2 separate regions of the Homo sapiens genome follow, and region 2 is linked to region 1. Evidence: chromatin loops called from intact Hi-C (ENCODE). Cell type or tissue: endothelial cell of umbilical vein. All regions are shown on one strand. Links, peaks and the distances in the headings refer to the core of each region. The heading gives the core; the rest is flanking DNA.

The links. A loop is a pair of places that touch in the nucleus more often than their neighbours do. Peaks named below come from ENCODE experiments on the same cell type or tissue, not always from the same donor. Only the 100,000 strongest peaks of a DNase experiment are listed, where the experiment ranks them.
Region 2: it touches region 1 in a loop (11-fold over the local background); 13 of 110 quality-filtered maps call a loop at or near these places.

Annotation. Positions count from the first base shown.
Region 1 is chr10:95,357,857-95,369,125 of GRCh38, reverse strand. SORBS1 (sorbin and SH3 domain containing 1) reads left to right here. Exons shown (of 33, transcript NM_001034954.3): 22 at 1,427-1,476. Among named protein-coding and RNA genes, the nearest start is that of PDLIM1, 72 kb to the right of the region's middle. In endothelial cell of umbilical vein, for the core only: a CTCF peak has its summit at 5,610 (motif pointing right); DNase peaks (open chromatin) are centred at 5,655 and 7,795.
Region 2 is chr10:94,624,877-94,636,145 of GRCh38, reverse strand. No RefSeq gene overlaps it. Among named protein-coding and RNA genes, the nearest start is that of CYP2C18, 53 kb to the left of the region's middle. RefSeq lists an enhancer at 9,274-9,775. In endothelial cell of umbilical vein, for the core only: a CTCF peak has its summit at 5,929 (motif pointing left); a DNase peak (open chromatin) is centred at 5,945.

The DNA of each region.
Region 1 (11,269 bases), core at 1,510-9,509:
AAAGGTGGACTCCCAGGAAGGTCAGTGGATGTGATGACTAAGATGTTTCCAAAGGCTTTGGAGGTTGCTGGGTGAGTAGTTCTTGGGAGTTAGAGTATATGGCAAAGAATCTGGAGCCTGCAGAGGTACAGCACTGAGTGAAAAGATGTGGCCGTGGGAGGAAGGAAGGGAGGGGAGTGTTCCCAGAGGACTCTACAGGGTCAAAGTTTTTTCAAGGTGGAAGACTGGACAGGACAGGTGTTCAGAGATAGGAGACTCAAGAAGGAGAGGATGGGCAGGCAAGACAGTGCAGCCAAAAGGGCTGGAGGATGGATGTGAAGGTAAGAGGGGTGTGCTCTCTGAGGAATAATTGGGGTGGCGTGGGGTACAGTCCTCATCCCAGAGCAGAGGTGCCCTCAGAAATGAAAGCATACAAGCCCAACAGGTTTCAGCAGGCAGGGGGCTAGTGGGTGAGTTTGCCTCTCCTTCCCTGTCATTTCCTTTTCTCTCTTTCACAATCTCTTCCTTTTCTTTCTGTCCTTTCCTTAAATGTCTCTTCTCCAAATAGCTAGTTTTTCTTAAAATGGTCATTATTAGAGATAAGGCCATTATTTAAGGTAGAAGTATCTTTAAAATTAACCTTTGCATTGATTTATTCAACTACTCCCTTATTTTTAAAAACAAGCATATCAAAGCATTTGCATTTTTCTCTCCAAGACAACAGAAACCCTAAACTACAGAATTATGTTGCTTTTTCTCTGCATGTAGCTCTTGGTTGTTTTCTTCCTTTTGCGTGGTGCCTGGTAATTTTATAAAGCATTCCCTTATTCATGCTGAAGTGATCATTAATGTAGTTGGTGAAATTGCATTTCTCCCCATTTCTGCACTCCTAAATTTGCAGGCATACACAAGTTATCTAAATACAGTGTGGTATTTTAAAGTATGCTTTTGTACATGCTGGACCTAAAGTGTTGGGTGACCCTCTCTCTGGATGTGGCATTTGGGGTGCATGAAGGGCTCTGCATTGGGCTCAGAGGGGGGTCTGAGGGCTGTGGAGAAGCTGGTGGAGGATGTGCTGTCCATGTCACTAAAGCATGTTGGCCCACGGTGGGCCATTGCCCAGTGACCTGTGACAGAAGATGAGTATGAGCCAGGAGGCCTTCTCCTGACCCACCCAGAGGGCCTTGGCTGCATCCACTGGAAGGCAAAAGACCAGGAGTAGGAGAGCCCACCTGCCCATACATTCTCCTTCCAGAGAAAGAGCACCACCCTCCACCAGCACCGAAGACCTTTTCCTTCCAGCCCCCCTGACTTCCAGAGGTCCTGGTCTAAACTAGGAAAAAGAAATTGACCTCTCTCTTTTTCCTCTTGGCTTGAAACATATGAGTCAAAATAAATCATCTACATTATTTTTTTCTTCTTTTTTTTCTTTTTTGGACATGTACAGAGCTCAGCCATCAGCCCTACTCCGGAAATTTCTTCAGAGACTCCTGGATAGTAAGTTGCCATTTTATTTTGTTTACATTGCTTACTATGTTAAATGTCAGAAATGGGAAGAGAGAAGTTTATATTTTGGACCCAGAGTGTGTTTTGTTTGTATCAGCCTAATGGCTCTGAATGATGTACAGTTTGGTGATAAAAAGTGATCTAATTATAGTCTTCAAATTATTTTTCTTCTGTTCTGTCCTCCTCTTCCAAATTAATTTTGTGATGATTTGTATTACCTTTTATAAAGTTTTCCCCATTTTAGCATCTTCACCTTTAGAATGGGAGTTTATTTGTCTAAGTTTAGAATCCAAGTTCTTGCCTGGCATGGTGGCTTATGCCTGTAATCTCAGCACTTTGGGAGGCTAAGGCAGGAGGATCACTTGAGCCCAGGAGTTCAAGACCAGCCTGGGCAACATAGACCCTGTCTCTACCCAAAAAAAAAAAAGGAAAAGCTGGGTATGGTGCTATGCATCTATAGTTCCAGCTACTTGGGAGGCTGAGGCAGGAGGATCTCTTGAGCCCAGGAGACTGAGGCTGCAGTGAGCTGAGATTGTACCACTGCACTCCAGTCTGAGTGAAAGAGCCAGACTGTGTCCCAAAAAAGAAAGAAAAAAAATCTCATTTGCTGGTTCTTATGGGGAGGGGAGTGTGACTGAGACAGGCCACATCTGGTGTAAAGATTGTGGGAGGGGGCTGGGTGCAGTGGCTTACACCTGTAATCCCAGCACTTTGGGAGGCTGAGGCAAGCAGATCACCTGAGGTAAGGAGTTTGAGACCAGCCTGGCCAACATGGTGAAATCCTGTCTTTACTAAAAATGCAAAAAATAGCTGGGCATGGTCCTAGCTACTTGGGAGGCTGAGGCAGGAGAATCACTTGAACCTGGGAGGCGGAAGGTGCAGTGAGCTGAGATCGCACCACTGCACCCCAGCTCGGGTGACAGAGTGAGACTCCATCTAAAAAAAAAAAAAAAATAGACGGGGGGAGGGAGGTGCCGAGAAGGGGCTAATTTACCTGATTCTCACATAGATGGGCATCTGTTTTCCTCTGTCAGTTCTTAGGACTCTGGATGATGCATGCATACCCCACTCCTTTGTGGGGTGCCACCAGCCTCTTCCCCTGCCAAACCATCCTGAATCCTATAGCAGATTGCCTTTCTCAGCACTTTGCTGTGAAGCTGTTATCCCAGCTGAAAATGTTCAGTGCTACCCTCACCTCCTGTTCTATATGTGATAAATAGCAAACATTTTAGCTTATATAGATAGGCCCTCGTGGAGCCTTCCTGTACCCAGGCTCACGTTAGTACCTCTGTGGTCCTTACTTCTGTTGCTGTATACCTGACATATACTCTTGTATTTTTATAATTGCTAGTGTATTATAAACTCCTCAAGGGCAAGGCCCCAGTCTTCACAGTGCCTGGGGCACCCAGTGAATTTAGGAAAGGAGCTTGTTCTGGTAGGAGCTTTTCTTATTTTGTCACCATCGCATCTGTGTCTTGTTCTTTGAAATATGACAATGAGGGGAAGACACACCTATTACCTATGCTAGTAGGGTTGGATAAATCCACAATGAGCAGAGTTGCTGAGTGTATAAGGTTTTTTTTTGACAGATATTGTGGTCTCTGGGACATATCCTACCTACATTGCTGGAGAATGTGCTTTACAGGAAGAGTTTCATTTGAAAGTCAGCAGGGATTTGGGTATTTTGGTGGAAAAATGGAAAAATTTAATCTATTTAGGGTAGTGATCAAAAGCTCTAGCTAGATCCATCATGTTAATTTTTCTTCTATAAATATGTGTGTTTCATGATTAATATACCCAGGAGCATAAGAAGAAATTAAGAAGACATATTAAGACAGCAGCTAGAGAAGGACTGCCTTAGGGGACAGTTCCCACCTTGGAGAAGGACTGGTGTAAAGTCTCTTGCATTCACTGTGGGGTTGGTGACTCAGTCGCCAATATGACAGGTGTCAGGGCTCAGGTGTAGCATCACAACCCGTGTCTCCTACTCTGGCTTTGCAGCTCACTCCCTTTTAAAGAGCTTCCAATTGAGCCGGGCCTTCAGCTCTAAAAATGACAATAAGTCACAGGTCCTCTAGGTCCTAGGATGTGCCTTCAGAGATGAAGCCCACCAGATGACCCTAGGCTACCTGCAGATAAAGGGTGTCCTCAAGGCCACAGCTCCGAGCAAGCTCTCCTTGGTCCCCCAGGCCACCTCTTTATTCTCAGCTTGTCACTTTGGCAGTCCTGACTGCCCGTGTTAACCCTGCTGCCTGCTCTCCTCGTTTACCTCCTCACCTCCATCCCCCTAAACTGCACAAGACGGAAAGGGCTTCATGGGACAGCTGGCAGAGTGAATTCCCTAGCTCTACTGGATCCAAGGCACTAAGCTCTGTATTCTAATAGGAATGTAGATATAGTCCCTTAATAGTTTTGGGACAAAACACACACACACACACACACACACACACACACACACACACACACATAAGGTTAGTAAATGAAAAGGCCAAGTGGCAAATGCTACCACAGGCAGTCAGGATAAAGGAGCACAGGTATCGAATAACATCATTTTAACAATTTATCAGGCATTTACTACGTGCCAGGTCCTGTGCTTGGTATTTTATCTACCTTACCTCATTTAATCCTCTGAACATTCCAAGATGAGGCATTATTTTTAATCCCCATTTTATAGATGAGGAAATAGGCACATCAAAGCAGTGTAATGCCATAGTTCCTCAGCAGGTTCAGGGCAGAGCCATATCCAGATTAGGAACGGTGAAGCTCTAGGCCAAGGGACTAGGGTTGGCAGTAAACTCTCATCTGCCCCATACTGATTCAAAATTTTGTAATAAGTTAGCAGAAGATATACTAAGGTTTAATGTTTTCAAGCTATTAAAAAACAATTTAGACCTGGCGTGGTGGCTCACGTCTGTAATCCCAACACTTTGGGAGGCCAAGGTTGGGGGATCACTTGAGGCCAGAGTTCAAGACCAGTCTGGGCAACATGGCAAAACTTCCTCTTTACAAAAAATACTTTAAAAATTAGCTGGGCTTGGTGGTGCACGTCTGTAGTCCCAGCTACTCAGCAGGCTGAGGTGGAGGATTGCTTCCCCGGGAAGCGGAGGTTGCAGTGAGCCAAGATCGCACCACTGTACTCCAGTCTGAGTGACAGAGCGAGACTCTGTCTCAAGAAAAACAAAAAGCAAACACCCCCCCCCACACACACACAATTTAAGCAACTATTTATGATATTGGGTTAGCAGGATTGGAGGGTACTAATGTAAGCTGACTAAAAGAGCAAATTGTTTTCAGACACTGTGAATGTGCGTGAAGATATTCAATCTGTTAATTTACCAAGAATTCTTATTTATATCACTGAAAATAGGTCTTCAAAGCCTCTGTTTTTCAGCTCTCATGAAATACTTGGCAGGAATAAATGAGTTTTTTCCTCCTGCTAGTCTACCATTTGGGGATTTTTCAGTAATCGGGCTTGGTTTTCCCCCAGTTTATCCAAATGAATAAGATTTTTTCATATCTGGAATTGGTGAGGAACCAGCCTAAATGGGGTGCCTGACACAAAGGAAAGCATACAGTAAATGTTTGCTCAATGAATGGATGGATCTGTAAATCTTAATCAACTGAAATCCAACTTGGTTAGCACTGAGGCAGGCAGCTTGTAAGTTGAACCTAGTGCCTTTCACTGGTTGGACAGGAATGATGTGTAGGCAGAAACATTGGCAGGACTTGACCTTAACCCAAAGAATGAAGGAGGAGGAGTCACAGGTGGCCCAGGTTCACAGTTTTGTGGCAACTGGAGAAGTGATGGTGTTGTTTTAAGTCCACTTTAATAAATTGGACAGACTTCAATTGATAATTTTATTAACTAACACTGATTACATATGATAATATTAAAAGAACTGGGAACAGAGAGGAATTCACCCATAGTCCCAATATCCAATACAACTACAAGTCCTTGCCTTCAATATATATATTTTTTATAATTAACATCACAGTGTGTGTCCAGTTTTGTACTTTATTTTCCTAGCATTTCAGATCTATAAATCAGTAGTGGTAACTACTCATTACTTTCATTTCAATGTATTTCAGCATTGATTAACCTTCTTTGCCTAACCAAAGAGCTTTACTCTATTTGACCAGCAGGTGGCACTCAAGAACAAGCTGTTCTTCCCTATATGGTGATGGTAGACTAGCAAACGCTTTTTCCCCTTAATCTGATTTGAGAACAAAACACAGATCATAACCTGAAGAACTATATGAAACAGTAGAGGTCCTCCGGGACTTTACAAATGTGTCAGAAATCTGTATGCATGTAGGCATTTAATTTTATAGAATCATTTATTCCATTAATATTTATTGAACAACCATGCAAGGCACCAGATATGCAAGGATTAAGAAGATAAACTTTCTGCCCTCAAGGGGTTCCAGGTGTAATAGGGGAGACAGATTTGTAAATAACCAGAGTCCAGTGGGGTAAATGCAATGATGGGGCCCAGGAGGGAGGAGTGAGCACCTATTGTTTTGTGGAGGAAGAAAGGTTAAGCTTTATGGAGGAGGTGCAAATAAAATGTGAATAACAATATCAGTATAGATATAATTTTTTTCATGCAGTACAAAAGGCTATAAAATGAAACTTCTAGAGGATTATCTAGACTCCTTCCTGCAAAGCCACAGTTAACAACAGTTAGGTTTTTTTTCTTCTTCTTCTTCTTGAAATAACTAAATTATTTTGAATGGTGAATGTAAGCTTTATGAGGCTGGAACTTTTTGTCCGTTCTGTTGCCTGTTGAATCTTCACCTAGGAGAGCGATTGACACTTAATAGATGCTCAGTAAATATTTGTTGACCGAATAAATGAGCAGTAGAATGACATGATGAGATCTTTTCTAGACAGAGATGACTGGAGGGCATCAGGGCTGGAGACTGGGGGAGCAATGCGTGTTTGTTGTACAGTTGTAGGTGAGCAATGATAAGGCGGGAGGTGGAGAGTAAAGGGATTAATGTGAGCTGTGTCAAAGATAGGGAAGAAGCAGGACTTGGTGACTGATTAGGCTTAAGGAGCAAGGAGAGAGAGAGAAGGGGACCGATTTCCTGAGCTTTCTGGGTTGTGTGATGGAAGATGGTTTGGGACACGTTGAGTTTAAGATGCCTGAGAAACATTCAGGTGGATGTCTAGAAGGCGGTTGAATGTATGTGTCTGGAGCTCAAAAGAAGGGTCTGTGTACATAACAGATTTGCAGGTGGGTTTCTTGTACAATCTCCCCATGCCTATTAGTTTTGCAAGTGAAAGAAATTGAGGCCAAGAGAAACAGACTGTTCGCAAGTTTTTAAACAAGAGTGGGTTTGCCTCTACTGATCCACATTCCTTGTTGGAGTCAGGTGGGAATCCCAGTCTCCAGGACTCTGTCCACTGCCTCCGGAACCTGCCCGTTAGCACAATTGGAAACAGTTGGCCCTAGGATGATTGCTCTGTTCTCTCACTTTACTCTTCCAGTGAGTGTGTTTTTGTTGAATCCCCTTGAAACTCAGCAGCCAGCTCTGCATCTTAGCCAGAGGCTGAATTCTCTGTGCTAGCTCTTCTTGCTTGCTCTTCCTGAACCAAAATCTGGGTTAATCAAGGCTGCTCAGAGCTGAGCTTCTGAACTTAACTTGTTTTGTTAAGTACTCAGCTGCTATTCCTGATTGGACCTTTCTCAACCAGCTGAGGGGATAAGGCTGCTTCTCTCATCCTCTCTGGTACACTTGGACAGAGCAAGTACTCTGTGACCTTGGGCAAATGCCTTTGACATTCTGGTCTTCAGTTTCCCCTTTTGTACAGTGAAACAAATGGTCTCTCTTCAACATTAGAAGATCTGATGGATATGATACACTTAAAAACACTGTTGTGGCTGGGCATGGTGGCTCATGCCTGTAATCCCAGCACTTTGGGAGGCCAAGGCGGGAGGATCATGAGGTCAGGAGCTCAAGACCAGCCTGGCCAACATAATGAAACCCTGTCTCTACTAAAACTACAAAAAAAAAAAAAAAATTAGCCAGGCTTGGTGGCAGGCACCTGTAGTCCCAGCTACTTGGGAGGCTGAGGCAGGAGAATCACTTGAACGTGGGAGGCGGAGGTTGCAGTGAGCTGAGATCACTCCACTGCACTCCAGCCTGGGCGACACAGCATTGTTGTAGAGCTCTTGGGTATTGTTTTTAAACAAGGAGTGCCTCAGTTTCAAAATGTTACCCATCTGGAAAAAGCATGTTTTGTTAGCTTTGGTATCAGAAAAAAAACAATTGGCTTGGCAAATCCATTCTGAGAGATTTCCTGAGTGCTAGTTTATCATTCTGGTAGGAAGCAGGAAAAAACGGTGATAATGGGTGGAATAAGGCCAGAGAGTGAGGTGGCTGAGGGGTTGGGGTGGGGTGAGATCTGACTGTTGGTGAGGTAGAGCAGAGATGTGAGGTCAGGCAGCCAGTTATGGTCAAGAGTCATGACAGAACAAAGTTATTAGGAACTTAGGAAGATGGCTTAGAAGTTCTGGACAGGCTGGGCATGGTGATTCACTTCTGTAATCCCAGCACTTTGGGAGGTCAAGGTGGGTGGATCACCTGAGGATAGGAGTTTGAGATCAGCCTGACCAACATGATGAAACCCTGTCTCTACTAAAAGTACAAAAATTAGCCGGGTGTGGTGGCGCATGCCTGTAGTCCCAGCTACTAGGAAGGCTGAGGCAGGAGAATCACTTGAACCCGGGAGGCAGAGGTTGCAGTGAGCCAAGATGGCACCACTGCACTCCAGCCTGGGCGACAGAATGAGATTCTGTCTCAAAAAAAAAAAGTTCTGGCCAAAGCTGAGGCAATTCAAAGGATAGCAGGCACAGCAGAATGGAAGCTGCTGTCAGTCACTCTGTTAAAAGAAAAACTTTAGACAAATTAAATTTAGCAGATTTATTTAAGGCATAGAAGGATTTATGTTCAGGCAGCCCTTAGAACCAGGGGCAGTTCAGAGAGCTTCACCCAGCAACATGGGCAGGCAGCATTTATAAACAACAAAAGACAGCAAGTACAGCTACAGCTGGATTGGTTGCAGCTCCACAGTTGCCTATTTGGGCATTTATATAGATGTGGGCTGATCAGTTGGCAGCCTGGGATTGGCTGAAGCTTGGCTGCTGTGATTGGCTGAGACTCAGCTACTTGTTATAAGAGCATACTCTTAGATTGTACTTTGTTTACATAGTTAGGTTGCAGAAGAATAGGAACTCAAAGTATGGATGCAGCCTCAAGCCCAATTTAGTTTACTGATCTCCAATGCTTAAGGAGGTGTGGTAGCCCCAAACCAAGGTGGGAGGGGCTTCAGACACCATACCTTCAAAAGAGACCTCAGTCACCACAGCTGTTGGTCAGCAAAGATAAAGGACATCTATTCATGGATGTTTTTGCTGTTGAAGTTATACAAAAAAGAGGAAACATAGCATTAAACTGAAGGGCAAAATCAGAAAATGCAACCAAAGGGAAGAGGGTGGATAATGAATAGGAAATTTAGAAAAGGGACATATTTATTTTTAATTAGGAAATTCAAAATTATAAGCCAGTTTAGATCAACTCACATTTATTTAAATTGGCATATGGTGCCACAGCCTTGCAAGCTACCCTCAGGTTCTTCCATCTCCTCTAAGTAAAGAGGAAAAGCATTTGACCTCCACATCCAGGCCAGAGTGAATTAAGAGGGTCCTGGGGGAGCTCTGACCCCCACCCTCGGCAGTCCCCTGAAATAGGGTATATAAAGCCCTTAGCCCCAGGTGGGTACAAGGTGAGGCTCAGTAAGTGGCAGCTCTGCGAGGGGATTACCAGTGCCAGAAGCAATAGTATTGCTCAGGGGACTTTATTATTCTAAGGTGGAGATGTCGCGGTATTCTACCAGAGTCCCCACCTCTTTTCCATTTCTGACTCCTGTGTCTGGTGCCGCTTATCTTAGGGGTGTATTCATGGTGAGTAACACTCAGCAGTGATGGTGTATACGGAGCTGGAGCATCCCTGAGCTCCCTCTGGTTCCTGTGGTGTGCAAGCCACTGCCTCCTCAGTTGTAGGAAAATGTTGTATCTATTAATAAAACAGCAGCTGAAGGTTGGGCACAGTGGCTCATGCCTGTAATCCCAGCACTTTTAGAGGGCAACGTGGGAGGATTACTTGAGGCTAGGAGTTCAAGACCAGCCTGGGCAACATAGTAAGACCCTGTCCCAACAAAAAAATAAATTAATGAGCAGTAAAATAAAACAGGAGCTGAGAGAGAATACTATCCGTGTAGTGCTCAATGGCCTAGTTCAAGTTCCAGCCCTGCCATTCTGCTAACCTGCCTACTTTGACAAATTACTGAATCTCTCAGTGCCTTGTTTCCTCATCTAAAAAATGGCAGAAGTAGGAATGTTAGGATTGAAGTGATAATGATCAATAGGCACGGTGCCTGCCACATAGGACGCCTCACCAAGAGGTGTGTAGAGTTGTTTTTGCTGTCATTACCAGTGACCATGGGGACTCAGAGGCTGCAATTATGCACAGAAAGAAAGGCCAGTTTCCCGGAATGTAAAAGCATCACATTATTGATCGTTGCTGGTTGAGTAGAGGAAAATATAGCTGGACAGATGTGTGATCAAGCAGTCACAGTTTGTGGCCCCCGTAGAAGCTAGGTGGGGGGAATATGGGTGTTCACTCTGTAATTCTTTAAGCTGTTCTATATGTTAGTTGATGTTCACAATGAAACAGAGGGATGAAGGAATTCCACCTAGCAATGGGTCTTCAGAGCTGAAAAATCTATTTTGATACCAGTAACCTGAGTTGGGTAGGAATAAAAGAAGCTCAGCAGAAGCCTATGTGGTTCTGCGGGATAGGAGTCATTCACTTAACTGAGAAATATGTGTGTGTGTGTGTGTGTGTGTGTGCGCGCGCGCGCGCGCGCATGTCTGTGCATGTGCGTGTCTGTGTGTGTGTGTGTGAATGACAGTGTGTTAGTGGCAGGCATAGAAAAGTGGGATTAGGAGAAGGGAGGGACTCAGTGAGTAAGTACCCTTGATTTTTTTTTCTGTGCCTCACCTCATTCCAAAAGGAATTTGTGGTAACTTGCAGAAATACCTCGATGTTAACAAGATAAAAATAAATGGAGGCTATAAAGGAGCAATTGTTTATGCTTATACTACATGTCAGGTCATAATCTTCTGAACACAAACTTTGAAAGAAGTGAGTGCAAATGTGGCTGTGATACTAAGAGCCCATAGAATCCCAGGTTCCAATTTCACTTGGTCACTGATTTTTCTGGAGACCCAAGACAGTTGGGCTTCCCCCTTTCATTGATGATTTTATATTCCAAATGCTTACGAAGAATAACCAAGAAAAATAATCCAGGTAGTGGACTTGAAGTAGCTGACACTGCCTGGCTACGTGACAGAGGCACGTCTGACAGAGAGCTTGACTGCACCATCTTGCGTGCAGCCATTGGGTCCTCCTGCCCTCCCCTATGTGTGATCCTCCCCCTGTTCTCCCCTATCCTTCCTCCAACCCTTCTTCCCCAGGCAGCGTTCCACAGAATTTTTCTTTTAAAGCACAAATGTAGCCATTCCAATTAGAGAACTTTGCTGTTTGGTCAAGATTCCTGAGCATTCAGGGCTCCATGGGCCTGTCTGTAGAAATGTCTGTCTAAATAAGAGCACTCTTTAGAAAGGACAGTTCTTGATTAGGATACCAGGTGTATTTCTTGTCCTCAGCAGGTAATGTGCTGTTTGAAAAATGTTAAAAGCACTAACTCCTATTC
Region 2 (11,269 bases), core at 1,484-9,483, 730 kb after region 1:
TGAACTCCCATTCACAATTGCTTCAAAGAGAATAAAATACCTAGGAATCCAACTTACAAGGGATGTGAAGGACCTCCTCAAGGAGAACTACAAACCACTGCTCAATGATATAAAAGAGGACACAAACAAATGGAAGAAAATTCCATGCTCATGGATAGGAAGAATCAATATCATTAAAATGGCCATACTGCCCAAGGTAATTTATAGATTCAATGTCATCCCCATCAAGCTACCAATGACTTTCTTCACAGAATTGGAAAAAACTATTTTAAAGTTCATATGGAACCAAAAAAGAGCCCACATTGCCAAGACAATCCTAAGCCAAAAGAACAAAGCTGGAGGCATCATTCTACCTGACTTCAAAGTATATTACAAGGCTACAGTAACCAAAACATCATGGTACTGGTAGCAAAACATCATGGTACTGGTACCAAAACAGATATATAGACCAACGGAACAGAACATAGGCCAAAAATAACACCACACATCTACAACCATCTGATCTTTGACAAACCTGATAAAAACAAGAAATAGGGAAAGGACTCCTTATTTAATAAATGGTGCTGGTAAAACTGGTTAGCCATATGGAGAAAGCTGAAATTGGATCCCTTCCTTATACCTTATACATAAATTAATTCAGGATGGATTAAAGACTTAAATGTTAGACCTAAAACCAGTAAAAGCCTAGAAGAGGACCTAGGCAATACCATTCAGGATACAGGCATGGGCAATGACTTCATGACTAAAACAACTAAAGCAATGGCAACAAAAGCCAAAATTGACAAATGGGATCTAACTAAACTAAACGACTTCTGCATAGCAAAAGAAACTACCATCAGAGTGAACAGGCAACCTACAAAATGGGAGAAAATGTTTGCAATCTACCTATCTGACAAAGGGCTAATATCCAAAATCTACGAAGAACTTAAACAAATTTACAAGAAAAAATCAAACAACCTCATCAAAAGTGGGCAAAGGATATGAACAGACACTTCTCAAAAGAAGACATTTATGCAGCCAACAGACACATGAAAAAATGCTCATCATCACTGGTCATTAGAGAAATGCAAATCAAAACCACAATGAGATGCCATCTCACACCAGTTAGAATGGCGATCATTAAAAAGTCAGGAAACAACAGATGCTGGAGAGGATGTGGAGAAATAGGAACACTTTTATACTGTTGGTGGGACTGTAAACTAGTTCAATCATTGTGGAAGACAGTGTGGCGATTCCTCAAGGATCTAGAGCTAGAAATATCATTTGACCCAGCAATCCCATTACTGGGTATATACCCAAAGGATTATAAATCTTGCTTCTATAAAGACACATGCACACGTATGTTTATTGCAGCTCTAATCACAATAGCAAAGACTTGGAATCAACCCACATGTCCATCAATGATAGACTGGATTAAGATAATGTGGTACATATACACCATAGAATACTATGCAGCCATAAAAAAGGATGAGTTCATGTCCTTTGCAAGGACATGGATGAAGCTGGAAACTATCATTCTGAGCAAACTATCACAAGGACAGAAAACCAAACACTGCATGTTCTCACTCATAGGTGGGAATTGAACAATGAGAACACTTGGACATAGGGTGGGAAACATCACATCCTTGGGCCTGTCTTGGCATGGAAAGCAGGGGGAAGGATAGCATTAGGAGAAATACCTTAATGTAAATGACAAGTTAATGGGTGCAGCAAACCAACATGGCATATGTATACCTATGTAACAAACCTGCATGTTGTGCACATGTACCTTAGAACTTAAAGTATAATAAATAAATAAATAAATAAGAAAACTTACAATCATGGTGGAAGGGGAAGCAGGCACATTTTCACATGGTAGAGCAGGAGATAAAGCAACAGCTGGAGGAAGTGCTACACACTTTTGCAACAACCAGATCTCATGAGAACTCACTCACTATCATGAGAACAGCATGCAGTAAGGCTGCCCCCAAGATTCAATCACCTCCCACCAGACCCCTCCTGCAACACTGTAGATTACAATTCAACATGAGATTTGGGTGGGGCCACAGAGCCAAATAATTTCATTCTGCCTCTAGCCCCTCCCAAATCTCATGTCCTTCTCACATTTCAAAACACAATCATGCCTTCCCAACAGTCCCCCAAAATGTTAACTCATTCCAGCATTAACTCAAAGGTCCAAGTCCAAAGCATCATCTGAGACAAGGCAAGTCCCTTCCACCTATGAGCCTGTAAAATCAAAAACAAATTAGTTACTTCCAAGACATAATGGGGATACAGGCACTGGATAAATGCTCCCATTCCAAAAGGGAGAAATCAGCCAAAACAAAGGGGCTACAGGTCCCATGCAAGTCCAAAACCCAGCAGGGCAGTCATTAAATCTTAAAGCTCCAAAATAATCTCCTTTGACTCCATGTCTCACATCCAGGCCACACTGACACAGGGGGTGGGCTCCCAAGGCCCTAGGCAGCTCTGCCTCTGTAGCTTTGCATGGTACAGCCCCCTTGGCTGCTTTCATGGCTGGCACTGAGTGCCTGCAGCTTTTCCAGGTGCATGGGGCAAGCTGTCAGTGGATCTACCATTCTGGGGTCTGGAGAACAGAGGCCCTTTTCTCACAGCTCCACTAGGCAGCCCCAGTGGAAACTCTTTGTGAAGGCTCCAACCCCACATTTCCCCTCCACCCTTCCCTAGTAGAGGTTCCCCATGAAGACTCCACCCCTGCAGCAGACTTCTGCCTGGAAATCCAGGCATTTCCATACATCCTCTGAAATCCAGGCAGAGGCTCCCAAGCTTCAATTCTTGCCCTCAGCCAACCCACAGACTTAACACCACATGGAGGCTGCCAAGGTTTGGGACTTGCACCCTCTGAAGCAATGGCCTGAGCTGTACTTTGGCCCCTTTTAGCCACAGCTGGAGCTGGAGTCACCAAGATGCATGGCACTGTCCTGAGATGTCCCAAAGCTGCACAGAGCAGTGAAGCCCTGGTCTACAAAATCATTTTTCCCTCCTAGACCTCTAGGCCTGTAATGGGAGGGGCTGCTGTGAAGGTCTCTGAAATGCCTTGGAGGCATTTTCCCCATTGTCTTGGCTATTATCATTTGGCTCCTCTTTACTTATGCAAGTTTCTGCAACAGGCTTGAATTCCTCCCCAGAAATTTCTACCATATGATCAGGCTGCAAATTTTCCGAACATCTATGCTCTGCTTCCTTTTTAAATATGAGTTCCAGTCTGGGTGTGGTGGCTCACACCTATAAGCCCAGCACAATGGGAGGCCAAGGTGGGCAGATTGCCTAAGGTCAGGAGTTTGAGAACAGTCTGGCCAACATGGTGAAACCCTGTCTCTACTAAAATTATAAAAAAAATAAGCCAGAAGTGGTGGCCTACACCTGTAATCCCAGCTACTCAGGAGGCTGAGGCAGGGGAATTGTTTGAACCAGGGAGGTGGAGGTTGCAGTGAGCCAAGATGGCACCACTGCACTCCAGCCTGGTTGACAGAGAGAGACTCCATCTCAAAAAATATATATATGTATATATATATGTGTGTGTGTGTGTGTGTATATGTGTGTGTCATATATACACACACACAGACACACACATATACACACACACACACACATATATATACACACACATATATATATATTCCAGTTTCAGATAATCTCTTTGGGCATGCATATGAGTGTATGCTGTTAGAAGCAGCCAGGTCCCTTCTTGAATGCTTTCCTGCTTAGAATCTTCTTATCTCCAGCTCCTAATAAGTTCCTCATCTCCAGCTGAGACCTCCTCAGCCTGAACTTCATTTTCCATATCACTATCAGCATTTTGGTCACAACCATTCAACAAGTCTCTAGAATGGTCCAAACTTTCCTTCATCTTCCTGCCTTCTTCTAAGCCTGCCAAACTGTTCCAAATTCTGTTCATTACCCACTTCTGAAGCTGCTTCCACATTTTCAGGTATCTTTGTAGCAATGCCCCACTTCTCTGGTATCAATTTTCTATGTTAGTCTGTCCTCACATTGCCATAAAGAACTACCTGAGGCCAGGTGTGGTGGCTCACGCCTGTAATCCCAGCACTTTGGGAGGCCGAGGCAGGCGTATTACAAGGTCAGGAGTTCAAGACCACCAGGGCCAACATAGTGAAACCTCATCTCTACTAAAAATACAAAAATTAGCCAGGCATGGTGGCGGGCACTGGTAGTCCCAGCTACTTGGGAGGCTGAGGCAGGAGAATCACTTGAACCTGGTAGTCAGAGGTTGCAGTGAGCCGAGATTGCACCACTGCATTCCAGCCTGGGTGACACAGTGAGACTCTATCTCAAAAAAAAAAAAAAAAAAAAAAAGAACTACCTGAGACTGGGTAATTTATGAAGAAAAGAGGTTAAGTTAACTCATAGTTCCGCAGGCTGTACAGGAAGCTTGGCTGGGAGGCCTCAGGAAACACAATCACAGCAGAAGGGGAAGCAAGCACATCTTCACACTGTGGAGCAGGAGACAGAAAAAGAGATGGGGGAGGTGCTCCACACTTTTACGACAATGAGATCTCATGAGAACTCACTCACCAAATAAGAACAGCAAGGGCGAAGTCAGCCTCCATGATTTAATCACCACCCACCAGGCCCCTCCTCCAACACTGGAGATTACAATTTGACATGAGATTTGGGTGGGGACACAGAGCCAAAGTGCACCCATGCTCATCACAGCATTAATCACAATAGCCACAATATGGATGTATATTATTCAACCTTAACAAAGAAGGAAATTCATAAAAAATAATAATACTAATATACTAAATATAAATATTTATGTATGAATAAATATATTTATATATTATATATTTTCTTATATACATTATTCTATTATATATATCATAAATATATATTTACTATATATTATGTTTATAATATCAACATAATATATATTTGTAAATAAAAATATACTAAAATAATACAATTAAAAATAATACATAATAAAAACAAATTATTTAAAAAGAAGGAAATCCTGCCATTTGCCACAACATGGATAAACCTAGAGGACATTATGCTAAGTGAATAGTGAATGAAATAAATCAGACACAGATAGAAAATACTGCACGATTTCACTTATACATGGAAACTTAAAAAAAAAAAACTCGAATACATAGAAATAGTAGAAAGGTGGCTGCCAAAGGTGAGCGAGAGGGAGATGGAGAAATGGAGGTCAAAAAGTACAGAATTTCAGTTATGTAAGATAAATAGCCCTAGAGATATAAAGCACAGCATGAGGAATACAGTTAATAATACATATTGTATTGTATACCAGAAATTAGCAAAAAGAGTAGCTTTTAGGTACTTTACCACATACAAACAAATGTAACTGGCTAGGTGTAGTGGTTCACTCCTCTAATTCCAGTACTTTGGGAGGCTGAGGCAGGAGGATTGCTTGAGTCCATGAGTTCGAGACCAGCCTGGCAACCTAGTGAGACCCTCATCTGTACAAAAAATAAATTTTAAAAAAATAGCAAGCATAGACATGCTTGTAGTTCTAACTACTTGGTAGGCTGAGGTGGGAGGATCACTTGAGCCCAGGAGATAAGAAGTTGCCATGAACCATGATCAGGCCACTGCACTCCAGCCTGAGACAGAGCTAGACCTTGTCCAAAAAAAAAGTAACCATGTGAGATGAATCTGTTAATTTGCTTGGCGGAAATCATTTCACTATGAACATGTATATGAAAACATTATGTTGTACACCTTAAATATATAAAATTTAAAATGTATATGTAATAGAAGAATTTAATATTTTCCCTTGCTGTTACAGGTACAGAAGTTAGTAAATTGTTGTTCTTTCTCTTTTCCACAGGAGTAACAAAATAAATAAAATTGAAATCTTGCCCTGTAAAGTCAAAAGACTAGAGGAAATCCAATTTAGAACCCTGAAAGTCAGTTTTAATGAGGAAATTATGCCACCTCGTGGTAATTTAGTATATTGCCACATATAACTGTTTTCAGGATACAGTATTACTAAATTTTGAGATTGTTCTCCAGCTTGCAAGTAGAGGACCTCCTATGATTTCATGTCAACTTACTTGAGGGAAAGAAAAGTGTTGCCTATTAAATGAGATAGTTATGATCTGATCTTCGACGAACCTGACAAAAACAAGCAATGGAGACAGGATTCACTAATAAATGGTACTGGGACAACTGGCTAATCATATGCAGAAAATTGAAACTGGACCCCTTTCTTACACTTTACACAAAAATTAACTGAAGATCACTTAAAGATTTAAATGTAAAACCCAAAACTATAAAAATTCTAGAAGAAAATCTAGGTCATTGGCACAGGCAAATACTTTATGAAGAAAATACCAAAAGCAATTTCAACAAAGACAAAAACTGACAAATGGGACCTAACTAAATTAAGGAGCTTCTGCACAGCAAAAGAAACTATCATCAGAGTGAACAGACAACCTACAGAATGGGAGAAAATTTTGCTATCTATCCATCTAACATAAGTCTAATATCCAGAGTCTACAAAAGATTTAAACAAATTTACAAGAAAAAAATAAACAACCCCATTAAAAAGTGGGCAAAGGACATGAACAGACACTTCTCAAAAGAAGACATTCATGTGGCCAACAAACATATGAAAAAAAGCTCAGCATCACCGATCATTAGAGAAATGCATATCAAAACCACAATGAGATAGCACCTCACACCAGTCAGAATGGCAGTTACTAAAAAGTCAAAAAACAACAGATGCTGGTGAGGTTGCAGAGAAAAAAGAACACTTTTACACTGTTGGTGGGAGTGTAAATTAGTTCAACCATTGTGGAAGACAGTCTGGTGATTCCTCAAAGATCTAGAAGCAGAAATAATATTTGACCCAGCAATCCCATTACTGGGTATATACCCAGAGGAATATAAATCATTCTACTATAAAGATACACACGCATGTATGCTCATTGCAGCACATTTCACAATAGCAAAGACATGGAATCAACCCAAATGCCCATCAATGATAGATCGGATAAAGAAAATGTGGTACCTATACATCATGGAATACTATGCAGCCATAGAAAGAAATGAGGTCATGTCCTCTGCAGGAACATGGATGAAGCTGGAAGCTGTTATCTTCAGCAGAATAACACAGGAACAGAAAACCAAACACCTCATGTTCTCACTTATAAGTGGGAGCTGAACAATGAGAACACATAGACACACGGGGATAACAACACACACTGGGGCCTGTTGGGGGCAAGGGGAGCATTAGGAAGAATAGCTAATGGATGCTGGGCTTAATACCTAGGTGATGGATTGCTCTGTGTAGCAAATCACCATAGCACACATTTACCTATGTAACAAACCTGCACATCCTGTACATGTATCCTGGAACTTAAAAGTTGAAGAAAATAAATAAATAAATGAGACGGTTATAATGAATAAATAAAATGTTTGTATATAATTGAACCACTACTATCAGTAACAGGAAATCATTTGAGTTAGCTAATTCCAAAATAAGGGTTGTTCCCAAATGAAACATTATAATTCAATGTTTGGAGTTAAATTTTTATACTGGCTGCAGAGAGAGACTGAAGTCACTAACAAAATTTTTACCTTCATTGTTCAGTGGAAAACAAAAGGTCTGAAGGACACCTCAGAAGCCAAGCTCACCAGTGAAGCCATTTAACTGGGCCTTGGTCCAAACCCATCCAGGCCCAAGTGAGATTCTTGCAGGCACAGTAATGATGAGATTATTAGTGCTGGGCATGGGGCGGGGGTGGGGGCAGTTGGTGGAGAATACTGCCTTAGCTGGAGGCCTAAACAGGCAGTTAATAGGTTATTCAGCTAAAAATTGCTCCAAGGTAATTTTCTTTTAAAGCAAAAAGATCTAAAAACAAAGTTGCAGAGAACAAAGTAAAAACCAAGCAGTAACTAATAACAGTGAAAATCTGGCAAAAGATGGCACAATCTTTATCATATCTGGTGATGAAAAGAGTCAAACTCTGTAAATTATTTGAAGAGATTAATTCTGAGCCAAATATGAGGGACATGCCCCCGTGAGACAGCCATCAGGATGTCCTAAGAACATGTTCCCAAGGTGTTCAGGGTGCAGCTTGGTTTTATATATTTTAGGGAGACATAGGACTTTAATCAAATACTTTCAAGAAATACATTGGTTTGGTCCAGAAAGGCAGGACAACTCAAAGTGGTGGGGGCAGTGGGGCAGAGCTTCCAGCTTATAGGTAGATTTAAAAATGTTCTGGTTGACAATTGGTTGAGTTTATCTGAAGACCTGAGATCAATAGAAAGGAATGTCTGGGTTAAGATAAAGGATTGTGGAGACCAAAATTCTTATTTGCAAAGGAAGCCTTCAGGTAGTAAAGGGAATAGGTTGTAAAATGTTTCTTATCAGACTTAAAGTCTGTGCTGATGTTAATGCTGGACAGGTATAATGAGGCATGTCCTACCCCCACTTCCCGTCATGGCCTGAACCAGTCTTTCAGGTTAAGTTTTAAGAGTGCCCTGGCTGAAAAGGAAGTCCATTCAGATGGTTGGGGGGACTTAGAATTTATTTCTGGTTTACATATCATTCCCTTAACATAAAAATAAAAGCAGCTATTAGAAAAGAGTTCAATGACTTATGCTGTTATTTAATAGACATTAATTTTTGAAGCAGAAAAGCATATTGGTTGTTTAACTTGAACTCTCACATGAAGTTTTGCTTAACAGAAGACCTCATAACAATTTGTATTAAAAAGATTTAGCGTAAGTAATGTGCTTTGAACAGTACACAGAGTAGCTCAATACACTATGCATACATGGTAGCAATTATCATTAGACTATCACTATAGTATGTTTTTCTTGTTGTCTACAAGCTTGCCTCTGACAAAAAAAACAAACAAAAACAAAAAAAAAACAGCATAACTCACAAAATGCTGAGGAAAACAGAACAAAACAAAACTACTGCCCTTTGGATGATTATAACTGCATGTGATTCAAAATGCTGCTTCATATCTCAGTGACAAATCTGAAAAGGATGAAAATACTAACCATTATGAGAATCATGAAACATTAATGAAAAAGGTGATATTTAAATTAAGCATTAAAGAATAGGTTGGGTTAACAAAATAATGCACATTGCTTCCAAAGACCATTTCAAATATCTCCAACTGGTTTTATATTTCCTTGCATTTGAGAATCACAATTCTGGAGGGAAGTTTGCATAAACACCTCACTTCTCTCTGTACCCATAAACTTTGCCATGTAACTTTGCAGTGTCCTCCCACCATGATTCTGGGCTTGCCCCTGTGACTTTCTTTAGCCATGGGAAATTAGCTGGGATGCAAGTAGAGGCTTGAAAAGTACTTATTCAATTTCACTTACTTTTGCGTCTCTGCCTTTGTTATGAGAAGATCGTGTCTGAGCTAGCTCTTTAGTGGCAGAAGGATGAGAAAACCTTCTCAGCAGTCTCCTCAACCCCATTGAGTCTAAATCAACTGAATACCAGCTGGCCACAGATGTGAGTCTAACCAAGGCCAGCTGAGCCAATCATTCAAGCCCTGCCTAGACCAGCTGACCACAGCCAACTCACAAACTCAGAAATAATAAGCATTTTAAGCCACTGAGCTTTGAGGGTGGTTTTGTACCTGGCAGTGGCTAACTAGTACATTCCATAATTACTAGGGCATTTTGCTTATTTTATTCTTGTTCCAACTTCTTAGTCAAAAAATGACTTTTATTCTGATTTATAAATATGTTTTTGAGATCAAGATAGCTGACTGAATGCCCTTGTTTACTTCTTCTCCCTCCCAATATCTTCTTTTAAATGACAAAATAAATATAAAAATTAATCTATGGCAGCATCGAAAATCCAGGAGGTGAATAATAACAGACCATAAAATTGAGAAACTTCTAGAAGACTAAGTATATGGAAATAAATTGCCAACAAAATACAACCAACCTAAATTTCAAAACATCAGATATGAGAAAAGAGATTTCTTTAAAAAATAAGAGTTTGGCAAGGTGTGGGGGCTCACTCCTGTAATCTTAACACTTTGGGAGGCCAAGGTAGGCAGATCACTTAAGCCCAGGAATTTAAGACCAACTTGGGCAACATGGAAAAACCCCCTCTTTACAAAAAATACTTTAAAAAATATAGCTGGGTGTAGTGGCACACACCTATAGTCCCAGCTACTCGGGAGGCTGAGGTGGAGGATCACTTGCCCAGGAAGTGGAGGTTTCAGTGTGCCAAGATGGTGCCACTGCACTCCAGCCTGGGTGACAGAGCAAGACTTTGTCTTAAAAAGAAAAAAAAATCTAGTTGGGCATAGTGGCACATGCCTGTGGTCCCAGCTACTTGGGAAGGATCACTTGAGCCCAGGAGGTTGAGACTGCAGTAGGCTATGATCATGCCACTGTACTCCAGCCTGGGCAACAGAGCAAAACCCAGGCTCAATAAAATAAAATAAAATAACTGGACTACTAAATTTATTTGTTTATGCATGATGCTCTACTATCACTGTTGTGGTTCAAATACACCTTCAAAGTCCTCTGACCATAATTCCAATTTGAGGACAGGTGGAAAATATGTGTAACTTCATGATGACAAAAGCTGGGCAAGCAGAAAAAAATATAGCATGTCTTGTTAAGAGGGAGACTGTTCTAAGTGTCAAAGACTACAGGTACAAGCCCTATTATCATAGATAGTTGTGTGATAACCTTCCTGTGAGTATCTTCTTGTCAGCCTCCCCCATCTCCAACTGAATCTTTGACAATCAACTTCCAGGCAAAGATACAAATAAGACCCACAGACAGGTTCTTCCTACTATATGATATAGCAGCATACTTGGAGTTAGACTAACTAAAAAGTGAGGGCACAATTCTCCAGACTGCAAGCCTTCTGACACCAACTATAAGTTTTGAGTTTCCCAAAATCACCCTCAGATTCAATAACTTGCTTGCAAGATTCATAGTACTGAAAGCTTGTATATTCTCAGTAACCAGCCAAAGGAAGAGATGCATCGGGTGGAGTTGTGGAGGGGTCCAAATGAAATAGGAGAGTTCCTTGACCCCCCTCTCAGGACGTGCAACAGGGGTGTGGCTCACCTGTTTGGTGCTCAAATCCTTGACAGGTGGGGGAGCATGCAGACAGGGAGGTGGAGTACCTAGGGTGAGTGATGTGGACTCCAGCCCCATAGTAGTCTCTAGGGGTGGGTGCCTGCGGCCCCAGTGTCACAATGCTCTTTTAACCTTGCCTTCCTCAGATGGCTTAAGTGTTAACCAGCTCAATGGG